Regions from separate parts of the Homo sapiens genome. Here regions 2 and 3 are each linked to region 1. The links are chromatin loops, found by intact Hi-C in ENCODE. Cell type or tissue: ascending aorta. All regions are shown on one strand.

Region 1 (8,000 bases):
GAAGGTTAATAAAAGCTTAGAGGCCTAAGCATTCAATTCTGTTCTGGGATTTTCAACACTTACTATTTTTACTGGAACCCTTCATATGGGGTTTTCTTAAGACATTTTGGTGGTAGTAGAGGTGGTGAAATTAAGGCAAAAAAGAAAAACAAGTTGCTATTTCATTATAGGGGTGGGGACAGAACAAGGCTGAAGGGGCAGGGACCAGGGGTGAGGAAATGGGGCAGACAATGACCACTCATTGAGAACATTTTGGTTAAAAAAATGCCAATAATAGCACACAAATGGAGTAGGTGGGTAGTGTGACTCGGGGAACTCTGTGTGTTGAAGGTTTGACTTAAAACTATGCCCAACAGGAAGAGCATGGGGCTGGGGCTGGGGCAGGTTTGGGGGTTGGGAGGCAGAGGCGTTGTGGGGAAACACTGAAGGCTGAAGATGTCTGGAAGAGGGTGATTCCCGAGGAAATGAAGTCATGAGATGCAGGGCACGGGTGGAAGCTTTAATCCTGTGATCAGGGAAAAGGAGCAGCTTGTGGGGAAAGGCTTGGTCTTAGAGGCTGGGAACCCAGCACAGGCCTGCACTGTTTGCCCAACAGATCACCCAAAACGCACTTGGACTCAACTCAAGTGTCTTCCCTTCTGAAGCTCTGTGCCCTTAGAATCCAGTTTGGACCAGGTACGGCAGCTCACACCTGTAATCCTAGCACTTTGGGAGGCAGAGGCAGGTAGATTGCTTGAGCCCTGGAGTTCAAGACCAGCCTGGGCAACATGGCGAAACCCCATCTCTACAAAAAATACTAAAAATTAGCCAGGTGTGCTGGCATGTAGTCCCAGCTACTCAGGAGGCTAAGGTGGGAGGGTCACCTGAGTCTGGGGTGGTTGAGGCAGCAGTGAGCCATGATCATGCCACTGCACTTCAGCCTGGGTGAAAGAGCAAGACCCTATCTCAAAAAAAAGTCAATTTATGCCACATAGATCTGATCATAAGCTTTTGTCCTTAAGTACTTCATTGCTGTTGTTTGTTTGTTTGTTTTGAGACGGAATCTCACTCTGTCGCCAGGCTGGAGTGCAGTGGCACAATCTCGGCTCACTGCAGCCTCCACCTCCCAGGTTCAAGCAATTCTCCTGCCTCAGCCTCCCAAGTAACTGGGACTACAGGCACATGTCACCACGCCCAGCTAATTTTTGTATTTTTAGTAGAGACGGGGTTTCACCATGTTGGCCAGGATGGTCTCAATCTCCTGGCCTCATGATCCGCCCGCCTCGGCCTCCCAAAGTGCTGGGATTAGGGGTGTGAGCCACCGTGCCCAGCCCATTGTTTTTAAATTACAAAGTCTACACCGGTGAGCTAGCATGTGAAGCCCAGTTCTGTTTCTCACCATTTTCCTCTAACCAATCCTACCCACTATGCTCTGGCCTCCCAGTGGTTTCAGAGTATGGTCCCTGGACTAGCAACATGAGTATCACCTGAGAACTTGTTTAAAATGCAAAGTTTCAGGCCCTACTTTAGATTTAATGAATCAGACACTCTGGAGGAGGGATCCAGCAATCTGCTTCTTAACAAGGCTTCCAGGGCCTTCAGGTGCAGGCTCAAGTTTGAGAACCACTGGGCAGGTTCTGCTGAACTACTGGCTCTTCCCTACGCTCCACTGTATGACATCTCCATGCCTTTGCGCATGCTGTTCTCTCTGACCAAAAGTCTTTTCTCCCTTCCATTCCTGTTTTTTAAAAGTTAAATCAAGGATTATTCCCTCTATAATTCCTTTCCTGTTCAGCTCTTTCTTTCCTGATTATGGTGACTGCTACTGTCACCCTTGCATCCACGGAAACGAGTGAAAATGTCTATCATTCATAGGCCATGCTTTGTTGTCCTCATGGTTTATGTGTCTGCTTCCTCAAAAGACAGCAAGCTCCCCAAGGTAGTGACCATATTTGTCCTGGCACAGTGCTGGGGCTCAGAAAATGTTTGTTGCGTTGACATGTTACTGAAAAGCAAAGTGCAGAGAGGGGAGGGAAGAAAAGGGAAAGTGAAGAGTGTGCAAACGATCAACAACTACCACAATTAGAAAAGCTGGCACTGATTGAGTTCTATCTGTGTGATAGGTTCTGTGCTAATGCTTCGCAGGGACTGTGTCATTTAATCTTCCCAACAATTCTGTAGGTTTGATTATCCTCAATTAACAAGAGATGGAAATTAAGGCATAGAGAAGTTATAGAATGTACCCAAGTTGCCCCTTGGTGTACATAGTAGAGCCAAGATTCACACACACAGTTTTCCTCCAGGGTCTATGCTTTTTTTTGTTTTTCTGTTTTTTTGCTTTTTGAGGCAGGGTCTCACTCTGTAGCCCAGGCTAGAGTGCATTGCATGATCATGGTTCACTGCAGCCTCGACCTCCTGAGCTCAAGTAATCCTCTTGTCTCAGTTTCCCAAGCAGGTAGGACCACAGGTGCCACCACACCTGGCTAATCTTTAAATTATTTGCAGAGAAGGGGTCTCACTTTGCTGCCCAGGCTGATCTCAAACTCCTGGCCTCAAGTGATCCTCCTGCCTCTGTCTCCCAAAGTGGTGGTGTTATATGAGATAGAAAGAAATTATTTAGGTAGACAGTTAGGGTAAAGTGAGTCCCAGCAGAAGACTTTCCTTCTAACAAAAAGTAGCTCAGAAATAGCTCCCTTTCTAACCTCATGCAGTTCAAAGAAATCACTTCTAACAAAGAACAGCCCGAAAGATCAGGCTGTAAAAACACAGATAAACAACTCAGGCTCAGGAGATGGGGAGTCTCCTAGGTAATCACCAAACTTCACACTTATACAATGGACCCCAGTAAAAACAGTGGGCCTTAATAAGCACATTCCTTTCCTTTTAGGCACACTAAGATAGGGAAGCTAAAAGTGGACTGGGGGGAGATGCCAGCAGCTGCAGGAAGATGTCTGGGAACAGACACAGAAATTCTCCCTCCCAGATAAGCAAAACAAAGCAGCACAAAGCAGCGCAGACTAAGAGTCTGTCTACATGATCAAGGAGTGAGGTGAGAGCTGATAGAAAACTCTACTCTATGCACATAGCACACCTGGTTCCAACTAAATCTTTGGGCCTCAGTAAGATAAGACACCCCCTCCTCACTAGCCCATTTATAAAAACCCTGACATTTTTACTACAACTTGGCAACCCACTCAGGATCCCTCTCTGTGACAGAGAGCTGTTCTTTCCTTTTGCCTATTAAACTCCTGCTCCAGTCTCACTCTGTGTATGTGTGTCTGCGACTTCAATTTCCTTGGCCATGAGACCAACAACCTTGGTATTTACCCCAGACAATGAGGCTACTTCATTTGGGGGGCCCGTCCAGGATTTGAAGGTGAAATCATTGGAAGAGTGAGTAAAGGAGTGGACTCTCTACTTTCATTTCCGAGGCTTCTCGTCCCCAGTTTTTATTCTCTCAAAGAACTATAAAAAAATCGGGCATCTGTCAGCTAATTAATGAGTCACAAGGGCTAGCCGCTAATCTTAAAGACTCAGATGTGAAGCTTGCTGGGGAGGACTTAGTCAATCCTCCAGTGCCCTCAGGGTGCTGGGAACGTTGGCTCTGTCCAAACCAGTTTCCTTTCACTTTGCCATCACATGGGGCTGGAATAGGTCCTGGGGCAACTGAGGATTTCTGGCCAGGGCTACACCCTGGTGTTGTCCAAAGGCTCCTGGACTGACACCAGCCTCCGACTGCCTGACTGGGTGTCGGCCACAAGATTGCCAAGCTTTCCTATTGCAAATCTTATTTTCCTCCTTTCCTTTCCGAGGTCACCATGTCTCCCATCCCCTCTCTGTACACAATGCTGCGGGAATTTTTATAGCCCAGAGAAATAATTCAGTTAGGCAGGCTTAGCAACCACCTTGGCAACCAGAAATGCAGGTCAAGGGGATTGCTGTTTTTGTGACTTTCTACCGACAGGGGGATTTCGTGATCCAGATCTGAAAGACTATTTAACTCCTAATGATAGCACTTCCTGGGGTTGGGTAGAAGGTTATCTCCCCACCAATGAACATCCCTCTCTCCACCTAGGCTGTTTCTTTTCCCATGTGAAGAACCAGCACTACCCAGCCGGACTGCATAGTCCCTCTATGAGGCGAATTAACTTTCTCCTGCTAGGAGGCATGCTGTAGGAATGGCCTGCCACATGTCAGACTTCCCTCTCTGTCCATACGGAGGCCAAGTTACTGCCTGGTATTTCAAAGCTTGCAGCGTCACCTAGTGGAATAGGAATCCTTTCCATCGGCAACCTCGTCTGCCCTTTGCCAAAAGCCTCTAGCTTTCCACTTTTTCTCCCTTTTACATCCCTCTAAAAGAGATCAAACCTTATGTACCTCTGAGAGTGGGAGAACTCTGCTTTCAGCAGTGAGGAAAAAAATGTCCTCCAAAACCAAATTTTTGTCTCAATACTCTCTCCATTAGCAGAAAGGCTGCCATTTGACCCTTACATTCTCTTGAGACACCTATTCTGCTTGCAACTAGTATTTCGTCTAAATAGAAAGGGGATTTTATGTTTGGAAGTTAACTGGAACCACCATCTAAACATAAATTCTCTAGTCTGGTCCATAATAGCAGAGTATAAAGCTCAGCCCAGTACACTCCCTCCATTAAGGGGCCTTGCTTAAATGCAACTGTTACATAATCTCTCCTGATACCCATTCATCAAGGAGTCACACAGATCACACAAGTCTGAGAGGTCAAAGGGCAATTATCAGGCAAAGGACTAAGGTCACATGGGTAAGCGTGACTATCCCCATTACTTAGCTCCTCTGGGACCATGGTTTGAAGGTCACACCTGCAACCATGGGGAGGCACACACTGTGCTGGGACCCAGGGACCAAGGAGAGAGAACAGTCAGGGGGACACTCCCACTGTCATCCCCTCCACCCTGGGTCACACCAAAAAGAACAAGGAGACTGAGGGATGCCTCTCCTCTTGTCTCTTTTCCAGGATGGGTAGCAAGTCATTTTGGCTTGCACTCTGCTGGAGTACATTTTGAACTCCTTTGACACCCAAACTCTGAAGAAAAAGTGGCTCATTTTCTGTTGCACAAGGGTGTGGCCTTCTTACCCTCTCAGGAATGAACAGACCTGGCCAGCTAAAGGGAACCTTAACTTTAATCTTATCCAGCAATTAGATCTCTTCTGTAGATGGAAGAGCAAATGGTCCAAGGTTCTCTATGTGCAGGCTTCCTTTGCCCTGCGAGACAACCCAGACCTTTGCAAGCATTGCAAAACCAACTCAGCCCTCTTAGCAATCATATCAGACAGGTCTGTGGAGAGTAGTTCCCCTAAGTCAGAAGAGCAAGTTTTGGAGGAACCATTAGAGGCAGCTTCTAAGTGCCCCAGTCCTTCCAGTCCCCTTTGTCCAGGGCCCCCTCCAGCTGCACCATCAGCTCCTCCAGCTCCACCATCTCCAAAGCTCCCCACTGCCCAGACTTCACTCCTACCCCTACAAGAAATGCCAGATGGAAGGGGCACCATTAAGGTACTTATTCCCTTCTCATTGCAGGACCTTAGGCAGATAAATGGGCTGATTTCTTGATAACCCTAATAGATATATAGAGGCCTTCCAAAATTTAACTTAAGTGTTTTACCTCACATGGAGGGATGTTGTGCTGTTGTTTCTCAGCCAAACCCTCACTGCAGCTGAAAAGCAGACAGCTCTGCAAGCAGCAGAAAAGTTCGGAGATGAACAACATGTTCCCTATAGTGACCAAAAAGGAAAAGGGGAGATAAGGAAGGTGAGGAAATAACAGAAAAAAACAATCTCAATAGGGAGAGAGGCTATACCTCTTGACAATCCTGACTGGAATCCCTGTGACCCCATAGATGAATGGAAAAGGAAATACTTTTTAATGTGCATATCAGAGGGCCTAAGAAGGACTAGGACCAAACCTCTTAATTACTCTAAACTGTCCTTATTGAATCAGAAACCAGATAAAAATCTCCCTACCTTTTTGGAAAGGCTGAGAGAAGCTTTAATAAAACACACCTCCCTGTCTTCCAATTCAACAAAAAACAGGTTCATCACTCAGGCAGCCCCTGATATCAAAAGGAAGTTGCTGAAACAGGCCATGTCTAAAAATCTTTCTAGTTTTTCTCACTCTCAAGTTGAAACTTTGCAGTATGTAAATGACACTCTCCTCTGTGCCCCATTCAAGGATGTCTCAGGAAGGCACTAAGACTCTTCTCAATTTCTTAGCTAAAAGGGAGTATAGGGTCTCAAAATCTAAAGCTCAGCTCTGTCAAACTTCAGTAAAGTACCTAGGCCTAATCTTATCAGAAGTGTGGGGGATCGGTCAGGGTGGTGAAAAAACTATAGGGAAAGGACACAAACCTTCTGAAAGGTCGGAAGTTTCTGCAGAGCCCCAGGGAAGAATGGCTGAAGACAGCTGTTCTATAACCCTAAGGCAGAGGGCAAGGAGTAGGTACAAGGGAGTGTGGGGGAATTTATCTTAAACCGGTTTGTTTACTTATGTTGACCAGGAACTGACCTTGGATCATCCCCATGCAACATTCCCTGAAAGGGGAACAATAAATGTTAATTACCTGCAGGTTGTGTTGGCTCCAGGTTTTCGGCATTGTGCCTGCACTGAATAAAAGCAAACAGCTCCAGCTTCTCGGGACTGCTGTCTGGCCACTGGAGCCAGGCAGTCACCTAGCTGCTCTTACACTGCATACCTGTGTCTGAGTACTCATTTCACCCATCGGCCAAGGTCTGTGGGACAGACACAGCACAGAAGGAACCAGAGTACCAGGTGAGGAAAGGATTAACCCCGTTTCCTTTAAGAGTTAAGAAAATTATTGGGCATTACTGAATTTTGCAAAATGTGGGCATTACTGAATTTTGCAAAATGTGGGCACCAGGGTATGGTGAAATAGCTCATCCTTTATACCAACTCTTAAAAGAAACTCAAGCAGCTCCCTAACTTGGGAACCTAAAACACAAAAGCCTTAAACCAGCTAAAGCAAGCCTTGCTTAAAGCACCAGTTCTCAGCCTTCCCATAGGGAAGGTATTTAATCTTTATGTATATTGGAAAGGAAGAAAATAGCCCTGGGAGTTTTGACTAAGACTGGAGGTCCAGCTCTACAGCCAATGGGTTAACAATGGGGAATAACTTAACTGTTTAGCTCCACGCAATATAACAAGACTACTGTCCTCTAAGGAAAGTCTGGCTAACAGACAATTGCCTCCTCAAATATCAAGCTTTGCTGCTAAAGGGATCTGCAGTCCAGTTGAAAACCTGCCACTTCCTGAGCCCAGCCACTTTCTCCCAGAGAAAACTGGAGAACCTAAACATGATTGTGAACAAGTAGTGGTGCAAACTGGGGGAAAAATGGTAAGAATCACTGTTTATCTTCACTGTAAAGTTTTATTTGTGAAAAAGGATTTTCCTAAAGAGCACTCAGCTTAATTCAAAGTGGATATCAAACCTATGGGTATATTTTAAAGGCCTTTATGTTTTTCTCTTTATAGATCTTGTTTTCCTGGAAAAGGTCTTTTTTTCTCAGTCAACTGAGAAAACTGTGACTTACCACTCTTGGTGCATGCATGAAAGACCCTAGAATGACTTCTGGTAGCCTGGGACTCCTTGGGAAAACAGAAAAGGTGCCACAAATCCCATTTTGGGAAAAATCTGTTTTCCTCATGGAACACCTGGAATTAAAGGTGAATAAGTAGTTCTCAAAATCTATCTTTGTCTTCCAGCTTTGCTTGTTTATTAGGCCCTGGAAACTGTATTCCTAGCCCTGTTCTTAAAGGGTCTCACCAGGAGGCTAATAATCCAATTGGGAAATTAGCAAATGAAAAATTTTAGAACCACTGGATCTTTTTCTGTTTGTCTGTGTGGTTATATATGTGTTATGTGTGTAATGTCTATTTGAAAAGAGCTCCAATTAATTGGACTAAGAAAAATAAGCACTTAAATAAAGTATTTTTAAAGAAAAAGTAAAAGCTGTGGTACCTTTCAGTTCA
Region 2 (8,000 bases), 49 kb before region 1:
ATTATATGAATGCTCTCATTTCTTTATCAGAAACAGCTTTATGACACAGAATAATGACTGCATTCTAGAATTAGCTCTTTTTAAAAAAATTTTAAAAAGAAAAAAGAAAATCAGTACTGTCCTCGGTTTCAGATAAAAATAAAAATAAATAAAATTTAAAAATAAAAAAATAGAATTAGCACTGTCCAACAGAACTTATGTGATGATAGAAATGTTCTATGCCTGCACTGTCAGATTGGTACCCACTAGCCACCTATTGATATTGAGCACTTGAAATGTAGTTTGTGTGACTGAGGAACTGAATTTTAAATTTTATTTAATTTTAGTTAATTTAAGTTTAGTAGTTACATATGGCAACTGGCTTCTACTATACTGGACAGTGCAGTTCTAGATTCTTTTTACAAGCAGCATTCTCGAGGCTAAATAAGCCCTGGTTTGGCACTGAGAAGCTTAAAACTTAAAATAGAAAAGGAAAAGAGCAGAGGATAATTTTTAACAAAATATCAGTTAAATATGCACTCAAAAAATAATTTGTTCAATGAAGGAAAACTGTCTATTCAATATATGGAGATAAAGCCAATATGTAAACTTGTACACTTAATAATTGGGTAGGTAGGAAGGAGTAATAAAAATGCCCCCAGAGGCTTGGATTATGACTCCCCTCATGCTGTTTTCTTCTGGAAAGCATGCACATTACTTGTAATCTTTGTATATTTTAACATTACAAATGTCACTCATGGTTTGAACTCAAATTAGAATTGTTCATACAAAAACAGTAAGGACAAGTGGAATAAGAGGAAAAAAAGAGAACAAAGTTTTCAGCTTATAGGCTGGGGGGAAAAAATCCTGTATTTAACCATAGTGCCTGATTGACACATAACAGACATTATTTAAGAAGTTTTATTGATTTCTGAATGATCTCCCCAAAACAGCACTACCTATAAGATTCAGAACTAAGGGACAAAAAAAACCCAGCCTGAGTCTCTTGCAACCATATTTATTCAAGATAGTATAGCATAAGTAGTGCTTCTCAAAGTTTAATATATCATCTGAGGATCCTGTTTAAAAATGCAGGATCTGACTCAGTAGGTCTGGGTGCAGCCTGAGATTCTTCCTACCTAACAAGCTCCCAACTGATGCTAATGCTGCTGTCCACAGACAACACTTGGAATAGTAAGGGCTCTGGTACCAGGTGGTTTGAATTTGAATCCTGGCTGTACCCACTTCACTTACTAGTTTTTTATCTTGAGCAAGTTACTTAGCCTCTAAAGGTCTCCATTTCAACTGTAAAATGGGGATAAATACTAGTATCTGATTCTGTAAAATTTTTGAAAAAAAAATAAGAGACTAATACACTTAGAAGAGTGCTTGCCACAGAGTAAACACTATATTTCTGAAATATCTATTCCGTTCCTAAGGGCTAGGAATTAAGGGTTTTTTTTGTATTTTGTTTTCTTGTTGTTTTCACTATTTTCTTTACACATTGAGAACAACAGGTTTTGAAGTTTAAGCAAAACATAAAATTCTTTCTCACTCTAGTTTTTAGAACAGTTCAATTGTATTGTCCCTATCTACTCATAAACAAGGTTACCTTATAGCATATCTCACCAGTAGATAAGCATGCTTATTAAACAGCATTCATAATCTACACATTTACTGTAGTAATCCAGTGGGAGTTGAAAGCACTGAAGCCAAATGAGAGAAGACAGTTAAAGCGGTTACAAAAACCCTGTTTACATGACAACTATGATGTACTTTTAGAAGGGTATGATGAAGTTCATTTTTGAAAAGTAATTCTTTTTATAGATGAGAAAACAAGCAGTTTCAGATTTACGAACATTGAAAACTGAACTGGCACAGAAAAAAAAAATAATACATCTCTACAATCTCAATTAGGTATGTTAATTTAAAACTTTTATTTGTAAAAAAATTTAAATATGTATTTGAACAGATTTGTTTAACCATTATTCTCCTTGGCAATGTTTTATAAAAAGCACAAGGTTTCTCTTTCTCCACTTTCCATGTGGGTATTACAAAATGTTTCAGGAAATATTAGATGTAATATAAAGCAAAATGATGAATGGTTATTTTTAACATTCCAAGTCCTTTACATATTATTTTACAGTGCTAATTTTATAATTTTCATTTTAATAATTTAATAATAAAATTCAATAATAATTTATTTAACAATTTAAGAGCTAATATAACTAAAATCTATTTGCAAAGAATAAATGTATATTAATGAATACTAATATATTTGCATGAAAATACAGACTTCATTTAACTTAATTTGTTCATTATATCTTAATTAAAAGAAATCTGGAAATATAAAAGAATGGGGGTATTGAAGTTGCATTCTGAGCTATGATAGAGATAAGCATCTAAGAATTTAAATTTTTTAATTCATTTATTTTAGAAATATGAAGACAACAGTGATCCAACATATACTATGAAAATGGTTTTTACTCTGTCACAAACAATTGTGTAAATAGGAAATGTAATATTCTCATAACAGATGGTTCAATCATCATGTATTCCAATTTACAGGGGCAAAATGTGCAGGGAAGCCAGGATTTATGTAAATCTAGAGTTCAAAGATACAGATTTTTAATCTGTAATTAGGAACTAATAAGGGCAGCACAATGTTGTTCTTAATTCCCTGGAGAAAGAAAACAGACTTTATTACATTTAGAAAACTTATTTGTATAAAATTGATCTTTTAGAAAGAGAACTAGTTGAGAAGCTAATCAGTGTCTTTAGATCATTAAAAGCACAATGCAGCTCATGCCTGTAATCCCAGCTCTTTAGGAAGCCAAGGCAGGAGGAGTGCTTGAGCCCAGGAGTTGGAGACCCATCTGGACAACATAGCGAGACCCTGTCTCTACAAAAAATAAAAATAAAAAAGATACATTGCAGATGTAGAAAGAAAAATTTAACCATGTAAGCAAGCTAGCCAAGAAATAAATTATATATGTCCATAAATGAAGAAATGAATAATTAGAAGTGTGACAGTGAACAGAATCAAGTTCAACTGCAAGTTATTCCTATTATTAAAAATTTTACAAATGAGCCTCATAAAAATAATGTAGTTGGAAAATATTAGGTAGTTCTAACTTACCAATTCAAAATATTACTGTTACATTCTTCTATTTTGTGAATACATTTAATCTTCTGGATTCTTTTTAATTCTCACTCACTGTCCAAAGATTTAGTTCAAGTACCTCAGAGAACATAAATACTATATGGAGTCAGGAAGCAGAAAAATTATTTTCATCAGTTTGATGAACCTAAAGGGGAGACACTACATTGTAGGTTTTAAATTTAAGATTTATTGGAGGGTTGGGGGAAAAGTATAGCACAAACTGCTTTTCAAAGACTAGGTTTTTAAAAACTCTAAGCAAACAATTTCCACTTCAGATTATACATATTTTAAAAATCAGCATTGATTCGTGAGCATATATTTTACTATAATGAAGGGAAATATGGCATAATAAAATTCTGAAAGCAATTTTTCCCAATTAAATTATAGTGTTGAAACATCTAATAGAGGAATATTTAATAGGTAAGTTGACTTGCTTCTTGCCTTTATGTTCCTGGATACTGAGGACATTCGTGTGTATTTTTCAAATTCAAACAATCAAAACATTTATTTATTCTTTTTTTTTAGTATACGGATAACAAAAGTATATAGCAACATAATAAAAATGCAAGAAACTAGATCTGTTGATACAGATCATCTTTCTAACTCTTAATGGTTTGACAAAAGATGTTCATCTCTGTAACAGCTTTGGCTTTAAGACTTCCCACATTTCTTCAGTTTGCTGTTTGGCTACAGCATCTCCAGAGTAGTCAAGACAGTTTGCATTCCACATGCCAATGCCCCGTAAGCGATAGTTTTGTATATATGTTGCCTTTAAAGAAATACTCTGAGGGTTATCATACCATACTTGATGAAAGTGGCCAGCAGGATCCTATATAAATAAATTAAAATGGAGATTTTAAAGTATTTAGTACAATTCAGCACCACAGGAAAGGGAAAAATAAAAGAAGTATACAGTACAGTAAGAGGGAAAAAAGTTTCCTAAATCCAATTATTCAAAAAGGATACAATGAAATAAAAATTTTAGGGCATAACACTTTCCTATTCTATAATTCCATGGTTCTATATTTGATACAAATGGTCCCTGACTTACAATGGTTCAACTTACAATTTTTAGACTTTACGATGGATTTATCAGGGTATTTCGTTCATTTTCAACTTATCATATGTTTATGGGTTTATTAGGACACAATACAATCATAAATCAAGGAACATCTGTACTTTCTAGGTATTATTGCTTATGGCACTTTTAACAATGGCAAAGATTACAGAAACGAGCCTCCTAATAGATTCTACTTGAGCTCCTTTTCATGTCCTAAGATTCTTTCCTTGCCCTTAGCCAGTGATTATTAGCCAAGGCGTACATCTGAATCACTTGCGGAGCTTTTAAAATACAGATTCCTGGGTCCCACACCACATGAAACCTATTGAATCAGAATTCTCCAGGGTTAATGCTAGGGCATATATTTGTTTTGTGTTTTAATGTTTCATTAGATAATGCTGGTATGCAACCAAAGTTAAGGGGAATCAATGCTCTGGTCCTCTAAAACCAGCTTATGTGCTTTTTTGTATTCTCTGTAGTTGCTAGAAGTGTGCCTGGCTAGGAGGTCTACAGAAGATTTTGTTTATGATGAATCAGCCAAGTCAAAAGGTAATGGCAATGGAGGAGAAAAGTACATCCTTTTCTAGGTCTTACAGATACATTCTCAGAGTCTGTTAGGTCTGCACTTTATTGGTGACTTAACATACACCTGATTATGAGCCATAAATTAGATTCTGGTCTTATGTTCACCTTCCACCCTAAAAAGTCCTTCTGCCCAGAATCAACTACCTCTATCTAGTACTAACACAGTCTCTCTCAGGCAGCACATGAGCTATTGGATAAGAGACAAAGGAAAAGGGAAAGGAGCAGATCTAGGACAAAGTGCAAAGGAAGGTGAAAAAGATAGGAGATAAAAAATAGAAAGACCTGTGACTAAAAATAATTTACTTATTTTTATATACATCTAGGAAACTCCTTAAAGGCATTTCTGAATTAATGCCAGTAATATTTACAGCAGCACTCCTGGAATTAGAATAGTCTCTTAAGATGACCACTTTGGGGCCGGGCACGGTGTCTCAGGCCTGTAATACCAGCACTTTGGGAGGCCGAGGCAGGCAGATCATGAGGTCGAGAGATCGAGACCATCCTAGCCAACATGGTGAAACCCCATCTTTACTAAAATACAAAAAAATTAGCTGGGCTTGGTGGTGCATGCCTGTAGTCCCAGCTACTCTCGAGGCTGAGGCAGGAGAATTGCTTGAACCCAGGAGACGGAGGTTGCAGTAAGCTGAGATCACGCCACTGCACTCCAGCCTGGAGACAGAGCAAGACTCCGTCTCAAAAAAAAAAAAAAAAAAGACCACTTTGAAGGAAAATAATTCACCTGGTAAATGAATACACTGCGGCATATTTAAATATGGTAGACTAATTGTAATCAAGCATATCTCAGTCTGTATCTTATATTCCATTCTTTAACATTTTTAGAACTAGACAAAGCCATGCATGCCCTAGTAATAGTTGTGATTCATTATTAAAAGGCAACTTGTAGAACTTGTACTTAAATATGACAGATTATTGAAGATTCAGGGGCAAACCCAAAGACATATACCTTTGAATTTTGCCATCATTCTAGCTAGTACTTTGAGCCTTTTTGATATTATTAAGAAATTCAAATGTCTCAAAATTGTAAAGGAACAAAGGGCAAAAACTAAGCACATGTAAGACTAATTTATGCATGGTTAAGGCATATTTGCTTTCCAGAATATTGAGTCCAAGATGAGCTGCTATTGCTGAAACAGCCCAATAGAGTGATTCTCTTCAAATAAGACAGAAACTTGATTCATGTTGCTACAGAATTTTGCAATTAATAAAAAAGAGGGGGCCAGGCGCGATGGCTTACGCCTGTAATCCCAGCATTTTGGGAGGCCAAGATGGGTGAATCACCTGAGGTCAGGAGTTCAAGACCAGCCTGGCCAACATGGTGAAACCCTGCCTCTACTACAAATACAAAAATTAGCTGGGTGTGGTGATGCATGCCTGTAATCCCAGCTACTCAGGACGCTGAGGCAGGAGAATTGCTTGAACCTGGGAGGCGGAGGGCGCAGTCAGCCGAGATCGTGCCACTGCACTCCAGCCTGGGCGAAAAGAACAAAACTCCATCTCAAAAAAAAAAAAAAAAAAAAGAAAAAAAAAAAAAGAAGGAGGCTGGGCGCGGTGGCTCACACCTATAATCCCAGCCCTTTGGGAGGCCGAGATGGGCAGATCATGAGGTCAGGAGATCGAGACCATCCTGGCTAACACAGTGAAACCCCGTCTCTATTAAAAAAATACAAAAAAATTAGCCAGGCTTGGTGGCGGGCACCTGTAGTCCCAGCTACTTGGGAGGCTAAGGCAGGAGAATGGCGTGAACCCGGGAGGCGGAGCTTGCAGTGAGCCAAGATCGCGCCACTGCACACCAGCGTGGGCGACATAGTGAGACTCCATCTCAAAAAAAAAAAAAAGAGGAAGGAAACAGTTATAACTAGATTTTTTTCTAAAGTGGCATTAAATGGCCTTCAATGCGCACCAAAATGTTTCCTGAATTCTGAGACCTAAAGAATGTGTTTCTTCATAGAAACAGAGTAAAAAGGTGGTTACCAGAGGCTGGGGGTGGGAAGAATAGATATTTCAAGACACAAATTTTCAATTAGGAACAATAAATACAAGAAATCTACTGTATCCCGTGGTAACTATAGTTAATAACAATGTATTATGTTGAAAATTCCTAAGAGAATGGATTTTAAGTGTTCTTACCATTTAAAAAATGGTATGTGAGGTAATACATATGTTAAATAACTTGATTTAGCCATTTCACAATGTATAGATATATCAAAACATCATCTTCTACACCATAAATACAGATAATTTTTGCCTGCCATTAAACTTTTTTTTTTTTTTGAGACGGAGTCTCGCTCTGTCGCCCAGGCTGGAGTGCAGTGGCGGGATCTCGGCTCACTGCAAGCTCCGCCTCCCGGGTTCACGCCATTCTCCTGCCTCAGCCTCCCAAGTAGCTGGGACTACAGGCGCCCGCCACTACGCCCGGCTAATTTTTTTTGTATTTTTAGTAGAGACGGGGTTTCACCGTTTTAGCCGGGATGGTCTCGATCTCCTGACCTCGTGATCCGCCCGCCTCAGCCTCCCAAAGTGCTGGGATTACAGGCGTGAGCCACCGCGCCCGGCCACTTTTTTTTAATTAAAAAAAAAAAAGAGGCCAAGTGCAGTGGCTCACACCTGTAATCCCAGCATTTTGGGAGGCCAAGGTGGGAGAATCACTTGAGGCCAGGAGTTCAAGACCAGCCTGGGCAATATAGAAAGACCCCGTCTCTACAAAAAGTAAAAAAATCAGCCTGGCATGATGGCACACGCCTATGGTCCTAGCTACTTGGTAGGCTGAGGCAGGAGGATTGCTTGAGCCCAAGAGGTCAAGGCTGCAGTGAGCCATGATTGTGCCACTGCACTCCATCCTGGGTGACAGAGCAAAACCTCGTCTAAAAAAAAAGAAGAATGTGTTCCTGCATTTTCACATTCATTAAGGAAAAAACAAGCCACAGATTACTAAGGTCAGGATTACAAAGAAACAGTATATGGTAGTATATACTGTCCTAAGATTCTATGTTACATATTTTTAAATTACAGGCATACCTCATTTTATTGTACTTTGCTTTATTGTGCTTTGCAGACATTAAATTTTTTGCAAATTGAAGGTTTATGGCAACTCTATTGAACAAGTCTACTGGTGCCATTTTTCCAACAGCAAGTGCTCATTTTGTGTCTGTGTCACATTTTGGCAATTCTTAAAATATTCCAAACTTTTTCATT
Region 3 (8,000 bases), 610 kb before region 1:
GTAAGTGAGCGCTCACTCTGAGTTCTCACAAGATCTGGTCACTTAAAGTGTGTGGCACCACCCCCTCACTCTCTCTCTTGCTCCTGCTTTCTGCTATGTGACGTGCCTGCTCCCCCTTCCCCTTCAACATGATTGGACGCTTCCTAAGGCCTCCCCAGAAGCAGATGCTGCCATGCTTCCAGTACAGCCTGCAGAACTGTGAGCCAATTACACCTCTTTTCTTATAAATTACCTAGTTTCAGGTATTTATTTATAGCAATGCAAGAATGGCCTAATATAAGAACTCAGTAGTTTCAAAACTTGCTTAAAATAGTGCAACTTCAAGACCTCATACCCTTTAACCCAGAAATTTTATTTCTGAGACTCTATGCAAAGGAACTAATATTCAAAATACAAAAAAAAGCATACGCACAAAGATGTTCATCACAGTGCTATTATTATCATCAATAATTGTTTATTATGATGTCATCAATAGTGACAATGAGGAACAATTAGGCAATGATAATACATCTACCAAATGGAAAATTATGTAGTCATTTTTAAGCCTGCTATTAGGCATTTTAAACCTAGTATTAAGCCAGTTGTAATTAAATGAAAACTAAAGTTATAGAATTTTAAATTTAAAAATAATATAAAAGTAATATAGATACCATAATTAAAACTACGCATGAAAAAAGTGGAAAGAAACATGTCAAAAATGAATAGTGATTGTCTTTAGTTGGTCAAATTATGAGGGTGTTTTTTTCCTTTTTATATTCTTAAACTTTCCAAATTGTTCATAATTATCTAATGGGGGCCGGAGCTAAAAGGCAAATTCCTTTGGAAGAGGAAAAATTGTACTTGCACAGAAAACTTTTTCTCAGTTTAGTTGACAATCCTTTTAGTACCCAGGAAACAGACCATTTCCTGGAAGGGGACTCGGGGCAACAGATATGGAGAATGTAAGAAAGAGAAATGATTAACAGATCAGAAACAGATCTCACTGTCTGACATTCAAGTTTCTTCATGATCTTTCACCATGTATCCAAACAGTAGATGAGCACTTCTTAGCTGAACCTTTATGTGGCTTTCTCTTTGCCTATCAGAATCCTTCCAGTCTCTGAGACTGATTTAATTCACTTCAACCCATGAAGACTTTCCTGATCCTCTGATCATCCAAGGCTCTACTATTTCTCTTTTCTCTTAAGGTACCGCTATAGCAGTAGGTCTGCACCACCCTTTTCTGGTATTAAGCCAATTCTAAGTTATTTGTTAATTACTCACGTGTAAGTAAAATTTCCCCTGCTAGACTTTAAGTTCCTTGAAGTGGGGAATTTAGATGGTTTGCAGACTGTAGTCATTGGACAGAGGAGAGAGAGCAGTTCTAAAGCCAAGTTGGTATTATATTCATACTCTCAGTGATGTCATCTAAGTAAAATGTGCTGTCTCTGTTTTAAAATGTTGCTGCTGACCATCCATCACCAGGACATGCACTTTCCTTTTTTTTTTTTTAACAGCAGTGGTATTGTATTTTTGCTTATTCATTCATGCCAGTTCTGCTGTCCCCCTTAGGATTAAACAGATTGGATTACAAGATGCCTTGCCAAGGTTCAGGATATAGGTTATAGCCATGTAAAGAACAAAATGAAATGACTTTTAGGAATCAAACTCAAGACTCTTCACAAGACCCCACTTCTCATACTCTTGTTTGAACAACAAATATAAATTTGTGCCTCCATTTTATGTCCTTATTTAGGCAGTGGACTTTATCAATACCCCCGTTAACTTGAAAAAGAATTCTCCAATGCAAATGGTTCAATACTTTAGAAATGACATACTAAGATGACTCTGTTCCTGCCTACCATCAATACTATGTGAGTATTTAGAGATAATGAGCATCTGTACTATAGCAACCTGCCTCTTGAGACATAAACAAGAGATGCATTTCTTAAGAAAAAATCTGTAAGTCGCTAATGAAAGCAAGTCAAAGGACCCATCAACGGGCGAAGAAAGACCTAGCATCCATTATTTTTACAGAAGGAGCATAGAAGGTCAATATAATTGTTGACTCTTAACGGCAGGGTAACAACAAACTAATTCAGTTTCCCACTATATAAGAACTACATTTTACTACAACACTCATATTTCTAAACTGACTAAGAGTCAAGGCTTGTCCAAATTCCATGGCTTACTGAGTGGTCTTGAACCTTCTCTGAATTTTGTTCCTTAGTCTGTAAAATGGAGTTATCACCTGTTATGCAATATCACAGAGTTGTAATGAATCAAGTAACATTATCTTAGTATGGGTTCACCTGTCACCCTATTGTGGGGTGCAGTTCAGTCGCACACCTCATGAACTAAGTAACTATTATTACTGTAAATGTCTCCCTAACATTTAAGACAGAAAAAGATTTCCAGAGTTCTTCTTACGTTTTTAATCGACTTCTCCAACACTTGAGCATCCACCAAATATCACTGCCAAAAATGTGCTGAACATCTCCTGTTATGACCTCACTCTCCTATGTAGTGTTGTTCACATATTTTTTGCCATAAGCTTTCTAAGAAAATAGATTATTTTTCACATGATTCAAAGCATCTTTCTTTCATATTGAAGGAGCAATAATTCCTTATGCAGAAAGTTTACAGGTTGTTGTTGCTGTTGTTTGAGATTACTCCTCAATTAATTAATTCTATGTTTAATATCTAATAGAGCATATATATGTACACTTGGACACACTCCATTAATACAGTGGAAAATCCATGGACTATAGAGTCAGGAAAACCTATATTCGAATTCCTGTTCTGTGACCTTGAGAATGTAATTTAACTTCCCTGCTCCTCAGTTTCCACATTTGGTTCTGGATTATGATGATTTAATAAAATACGATATATAAAAGTAAGTGCCTAGGCTATGAAGGTATTATTTCCTACCTCTCCTAAATCTTTTCTTTCTATGCCAGGATCAATCAAACCCACCCAGAATACAAGGCAACTTTCATAGGGTATCTTTTACATCAGTCGAGGGAACGCTGCGATGTGATATAAGTGGATGATGGCATGAGTCAGGCATCCAACAGAGCAAGATGTGGAGAAAGTGAGAGGTACCTACAAGGGCCCTAGACTTCACTCGCATGTGCGAAAAGGGCATTTTGATACCCTTTCAAGAATGCCCCGCATACTCGCGGAGGCTTATACCACGATGTGGGAAAACGACGGAATTACAGAATAAACCAGCAGGGAGCCTCCTCGTTCACCCAACCCGACCCCGCCCGCCCGAGTCTCCCATCTGGAGCCTAAAAACTGAGCTGAGATCACAGCAACTGACCCCGTCCCCTCCGCCCTCTCCCTCCCCCATTCTGCCCAAACCTCTCAGGGCACGAATGGTGCTGAATCATTTGCACGAACGCAGCAGCTCCCCGTTCCGCGGCTCCCAGCGGGGACGGTGTCCCCAGAGCAGTGACAGTCCGGGGATGGGGGCCCGGAAAGAGGGCCAGGGCGGAGCCTTTGGGGACGTGGGGACATGGAAGGGGGTCGGGGGAGGATGGCGGCAGCAGGTACTCACCCGGGTGAGGAAAGCCCAGCCCGGGTCCTCGCGTCCCCGCTGCAAGCGGTCCCCCAGGTGCTCCCGCGCCTCGCAGCTTCCCCGTGGGCGGCCGCCCCGACTCGGCAGCCTGCACTGGTGGTCCGGTGCTCTCCTCCGCCCGCCCACCGCCCGTGGCAGCCACGGCTCGGGACTCCGGTGCTCGACGCGGAGTGCCTGGAACAGCTGTCGCTGCCCAAGCGGGTGGCGGCTACCGACGGGCCAGACCATTCGCCTGCTGCGGCCGGGGGTGCACGACGTGCCGAGAGGCGCGGGCGCCGGGGGCGGCGACGGTTGGGAGGAACAAAGGACTCGGGGAATCCTCTGCCCCCTCGGAGTCAGGAGGTCCTGGGGACAGGAGGGATCAACGGAGGGGCCGCTGCCTCTTCTGGGGGTTTACTGAAGACACTGCTCGAGCTTTCCCGGGCCACACACACCCCCCCCCCGTTTGCCTTGGTCCCGCTCGGGGCTCCTTTAGAACGCGGCAAACAGAGGACTTAGCAACGCGAGCGCCTGGGCGGCGCCCCTCCTCAGAGATGCGAGAGGCGCTGGCCTGAGCGCCTCCGGCCACCTCCTTCTACCTCCGGGCCCTAGGCGCCCGATCCACCTGCCTATCTGACCACAGACATCTTCCCACAAAACAGTGGAGCTTTTTGAATCTTTGAAGAGAGTCTTCAGATCTTTTATCTAAGCATCTTTGTGAAGCAAAGAATAAACGGGTATCTGAGGCCAGCTCGAAAGTTAGGAAATAAAATCAGGTGGGGCCCCATCCCGTAGATGCTGAGGGACAGCTCTGACCTAGAGTTCCTGCTAAGCAAATGTTGAACCACGGCAGTTGTAAAAAAATGTAGATTTAGGAAGCCATTTCGAGATAAAGATTTACAGAAGATTGTTGCAGAAATTAAAGAATATTCGAGGTTCATTGTTCACCATTTTAGAGTTGCGTGTCTTGAAAACGGGAAGGCAATCATGTCTTCTCATAAAATGAATTGTATAGAACTGGAAGAAGTCCTAACACATGAATTCCTTAGACTTTTGTGGTCCCTGCTTCTGTCACGCTGGGTTCACACAGGTTCATTTCAGAGCATGGTGAAGATCAGGACAAGTGTACAGTTTTCCCTGTAGAAAAAAAGAAAAGATAGAACAGAATTGGCAACTACCTATAAAATGTGATTAAAGGTAGGAAAAAAAAAGGCCCTCCAAGTGCATCCCAAAAAATATAAAATTTCACAATTTAAAGTTTTGTCCTTCGTTGAGTAAATCAACATAAATTCAGCACTTTCTATAGACCACTGTGCTGAGAATAGTCTCATTTTCATTTCTTCATTTATTCTTCTAAAAACTCCTGTGAGATTGGTAACCTGCAATAGACCTCCATACAGCCTTGCCAGCATTGGGAACTGATCTGGTCAGTGAGGGCATCTTCTCATAAAGGACACTGGTGAGAAACTGGGCTCAGGGTTTGTCGTGCTGGGTTAGTCTCACGATCATAAGCGGCAGAGCAGACATTGCCACCTGGAGTTTTTGACTTGTTCCTTTCCCCTAGAATGCCTCTGAGAACGATATACATTAAACCGTGTCACATCTGTGATTGCAACTTGAATGTGAGTCTGTTTATCCTTCCTTTGTGAGAAGGGGTTTTAGAATGGAGAGGGGGCAGTTAGGTGTCCAGGGTAGGCATCACCCTGAGGCAAGAAGAGTGATCAGAAAGAAGAAGCTGGACTTCACCCAGAACTAGCCGAACATCAGCGTCACAATACACTGTCAAGGTCACATGAGGTTGAAGAGGAATTCTCCACTGCCTTCTTGTTAATCATCTTTACATCATTATTTTCACTGTATTACACTTTACACTATGCATGCACTATTACTACATTACATGTTATCATTCTTCCATTCCTAGGAAGGGGCAAGAATTTTTCAATAAACCTATTATCATGGGTCCTCATATACCTTATCAAAAAAAATGTTAAGTAACAGAGGTATTAGCAACACTTAACGTCACCTCAAGAAAGCTTTTTGAGAAATCAGGAATAAAATTAAATTGTTTCTGTATGATATGATATTGTTACTATGTTAATGGTTGTTGTAAAGATTCACACGTCAGCAGCAGCAAAACAGAAATCCCCAAAGTTGCATGTTGCCGAGGAGCAGGAGCATTGGGTCCCCAGTGGCCAGACTGGCCTCAGGCTCAGAAATGTGTGATTCTTCTCTCCATGTGCAGTTGTTTCACTTTCAAAGGCAACAACAGGAACAGAACACATGTAGATGAGGCGTCTTCTGAGTTAGTGCTTTATGTCAGATGTTAGATGATAGGGATATAGAAAGGAATTTAGAGCCTTATGATTTGTGGTGCGGATGGGCCAGTGACATCTGCAGCAATCTGTTTGTATAAGTTGACACTCTTGGAACATATGTTTCTGAATGAAGAAAGGGGAATTTTTGTGCTGGCAGCCTTGGGAAATTGTCAAAAGAAGTGGAAGGAATGGTGTGATGCCTGCATTCCCTGCTTTCCTCAGAGTCCTCAAATGGTTTTGAGCCTGCTGTGTAAAGAACTTAGGGCCAGAAGCTAAATAATCATCTTCCCCACAAATGACTTTGTGAAATTTAAGTTCTAAGAAGTACTACTTTAGGCCTGGTGACAAATGACAGCATGGAGCTGGCAAGAGAGCCATTCTCTCACCCAACCTGAAATAGACCTCCATACAGCCTTGCCAGCGATAGGAACTGATCTGCCCAGTGAGGGTATATTCTCATAAAGAACACTGGTGGCCGATACAAGGTCAAGGTAACTTAAGTAGGAGCCCAGAGCAGTAAAGCAGGAGTGGTATTATTCCTGAGCACCTGAAAGACACTGCTGAGGATTTCTTGCTGCAAATGATGGAGACTAGGGAGGCACTGCAGGGTCAAGGGAATCATTATTAAACTCAAGATGATTGTTAAACCTTATTTAGGCACCGATATTAACATGAACTCATTTGTATTCACAAACTAGCATGATCTGGGAACATTCCAATATTACTTTTTAAATGATACTAATAAGAAGAGAGCTAGAGAGAAAGAGAATACTTAATGCCTTTGATAAAACTGCATTGTGAGCCACAAAATGTTAAATCTTGATGCAAGATATTCCAGTACCTGCTATGTGTTGGTCTCTTACCAAAGCATGTGGTGACATTAACCTCTCAACTTATTCTTGCTGAAGAGAGTGCTTAATTGTGTTGTTTCTCTTTGCGTTTAGCTAACACTTATTAAATCATTAGTGTTTGAGTAACTAGTATTATGTGAAGTAAGTACTATTATCACTCCCATTTTATAAATGAAGAAACTGAGAATTACAAGGGTGTATTAATTTGTCAAAGGTAGCACAATTGGAAAGAGACAAAGCTGGATTTCAAACACTAACCAATACATGACGTGAATATCAGCATACTTTTACTGTCTCCTGCTATAGAGAACATGTACATTGCATGTTTCTCTGCAGCAGAATCTATTTTTTATTTATTATTAAAAACCTGTTTTCAACTCTCATTTCTAAGAGGAAATGAGTCATTTCCCACAGAAGATTTAAACATTGGATACCCTTTTCTAGGTTTCTGTGCTCAGAAAAGAGACCCTGAATTTAAGAATAAGAAGTGAACCTTGTAACATAAACTTGACCAGTGATGCCTAAAATTCTTGCTGCAAAATTATGATTGCAGGAACTCCTGCATGAGACTCTGGAAACTAGATTCCTATGAAGTTCTGTAGGTGGTTCTAATGTACAGCCAAGTTTGACCAGACCATACTGGACAAAAACAATATGGGGCCTACAAAAAATAACATTCAGGCTTCTAGACTTAACCCCTTAATCCCACCTTTTATTAAGAAGGAAATAAGAGGCTGTTATTTAAAACCTACATTATGTAATTTTACATTTATCATATAAAATGTATTTATTAAAGGGTTTAGAATTTTTCTCAGTGTTGTTTTTGTCATTCTCAACAAATCTTCAAAAAGCCCCAAATTTAAAATGATACTCATTCAAAATTACTTTTATATATAGATATTGGACTTTAAGCCCTTTTTAATTATTATACGGCATTTTATATAAGACAAAAAGTCATATTGCATTAGACTTTTGTTTTAATTTTTGGAGAATTTACATGACAGTAAGTCATTTCATCCAAGAAGATAATAAGCTTTTCTAGTTTATGTTTTTTCATTTCCCAATCATATTTTTATAATTTTGCTTATATATGTTCTGTAACTTTCTTACCAAAGTTGTACCAAATTTTTTATAGCACTTGTATTCTGAATGAAATGTTCTTTCCATTTCCTTTTGTAGGGTCTTCTACCAGAACAGAGAGATGATGCTTTCTGTAATTTATTTTGTATTCATTCAGTGCACCAAATTATCTTATTACTTGTTTTTTCATGAGTCCCTTGGATTTTCCAAGAA

Evidence for each region. Hi-C counts contacts between places; a loop is a spot of excess contacts. Peaks named below come from ENCODE experiments on the same cell type or tissue, not always from the same donor. Only the 100,000 strongest peaks of a DNase experiment are listed, where the experiment ranks them.
Region 2: it touches region 1 in a loop (1.9-fold over the local background); 3 of 110 quality-filtered maps call a loop at or near these places.
Region 3: it touches region 1 in a loop (3-fold over the local background); 2 of 110 quality-filtered maps call a loop at or near these places.

Annotation. Positions count from the first base shown.
Region 1 is chr1:84,600,523-84,608,522 of GRCh38, forward strand. The region is part of intron 2 of LINC01461 (long intergenic non-protein coding RNA 1461); the gene reads right to left. Among named protein-coding and RNA genes, the nearest start is that of LINC01461, 17 kb to the right of the region's middle. In ascending aorta, a CTCF peak has its summit at 4,237 (motif pointing left); DNase peaks (open chromatin) are centred at 3,629 and 4,189; H3K4me3 peaks cover 1,340 bases; H3K27ac peaks cover 4,041 bases.
Region 2 is chr1:84,551,229-84,559,228 of GRCh38, forward strand. It overlaps SPATA1 (spermatogenesis associated 1), which reads left to right. Exons shown (of 14, transcript NM_001397487.1): 13 at 4,682-4,751. CTBS (chitobiase) reads right to left here. Exons shown (of 7, transcript NM_004388.3): 7 at 1-3,971. The coding sequence ends at 3,771. Among named protein-coding and RNA genes, the nearest start is that of CTBS, 19 kb to the right of the region's middle. In ascending aorta, no CTCF peak of the experiment used is centred here; no DNase peak of the experiment used is centred here.
Region 3 is chr1:83,995,390-84,003,389 of GRCh38, forward strand. TTLL7 (tubulin tyrosine ligase like 7) reads right to left here and starts at 3,743. Exons shown (of 21, transcript NM_024686.6): 1 at 3,542-3,743. LOC124904205 (a long non-coding RNA gene) reads left to right here and starts at 3,899. Exons shown (of 2, transcript XR_007066195.1): 1 at 3,899-4,317; 2 at 7,887-8,000. RefSeq lists silencers at 3,403-3,532, 3,543-3,642. In ascending aorta, no CTCF peak of the experiment used is centred here; DNase peaks (open chromatin) are centred at 3,782 and 4,012; H3K4me3 peaks cover 6,254 bases; H3K27ac peaks cover 6,480 bases.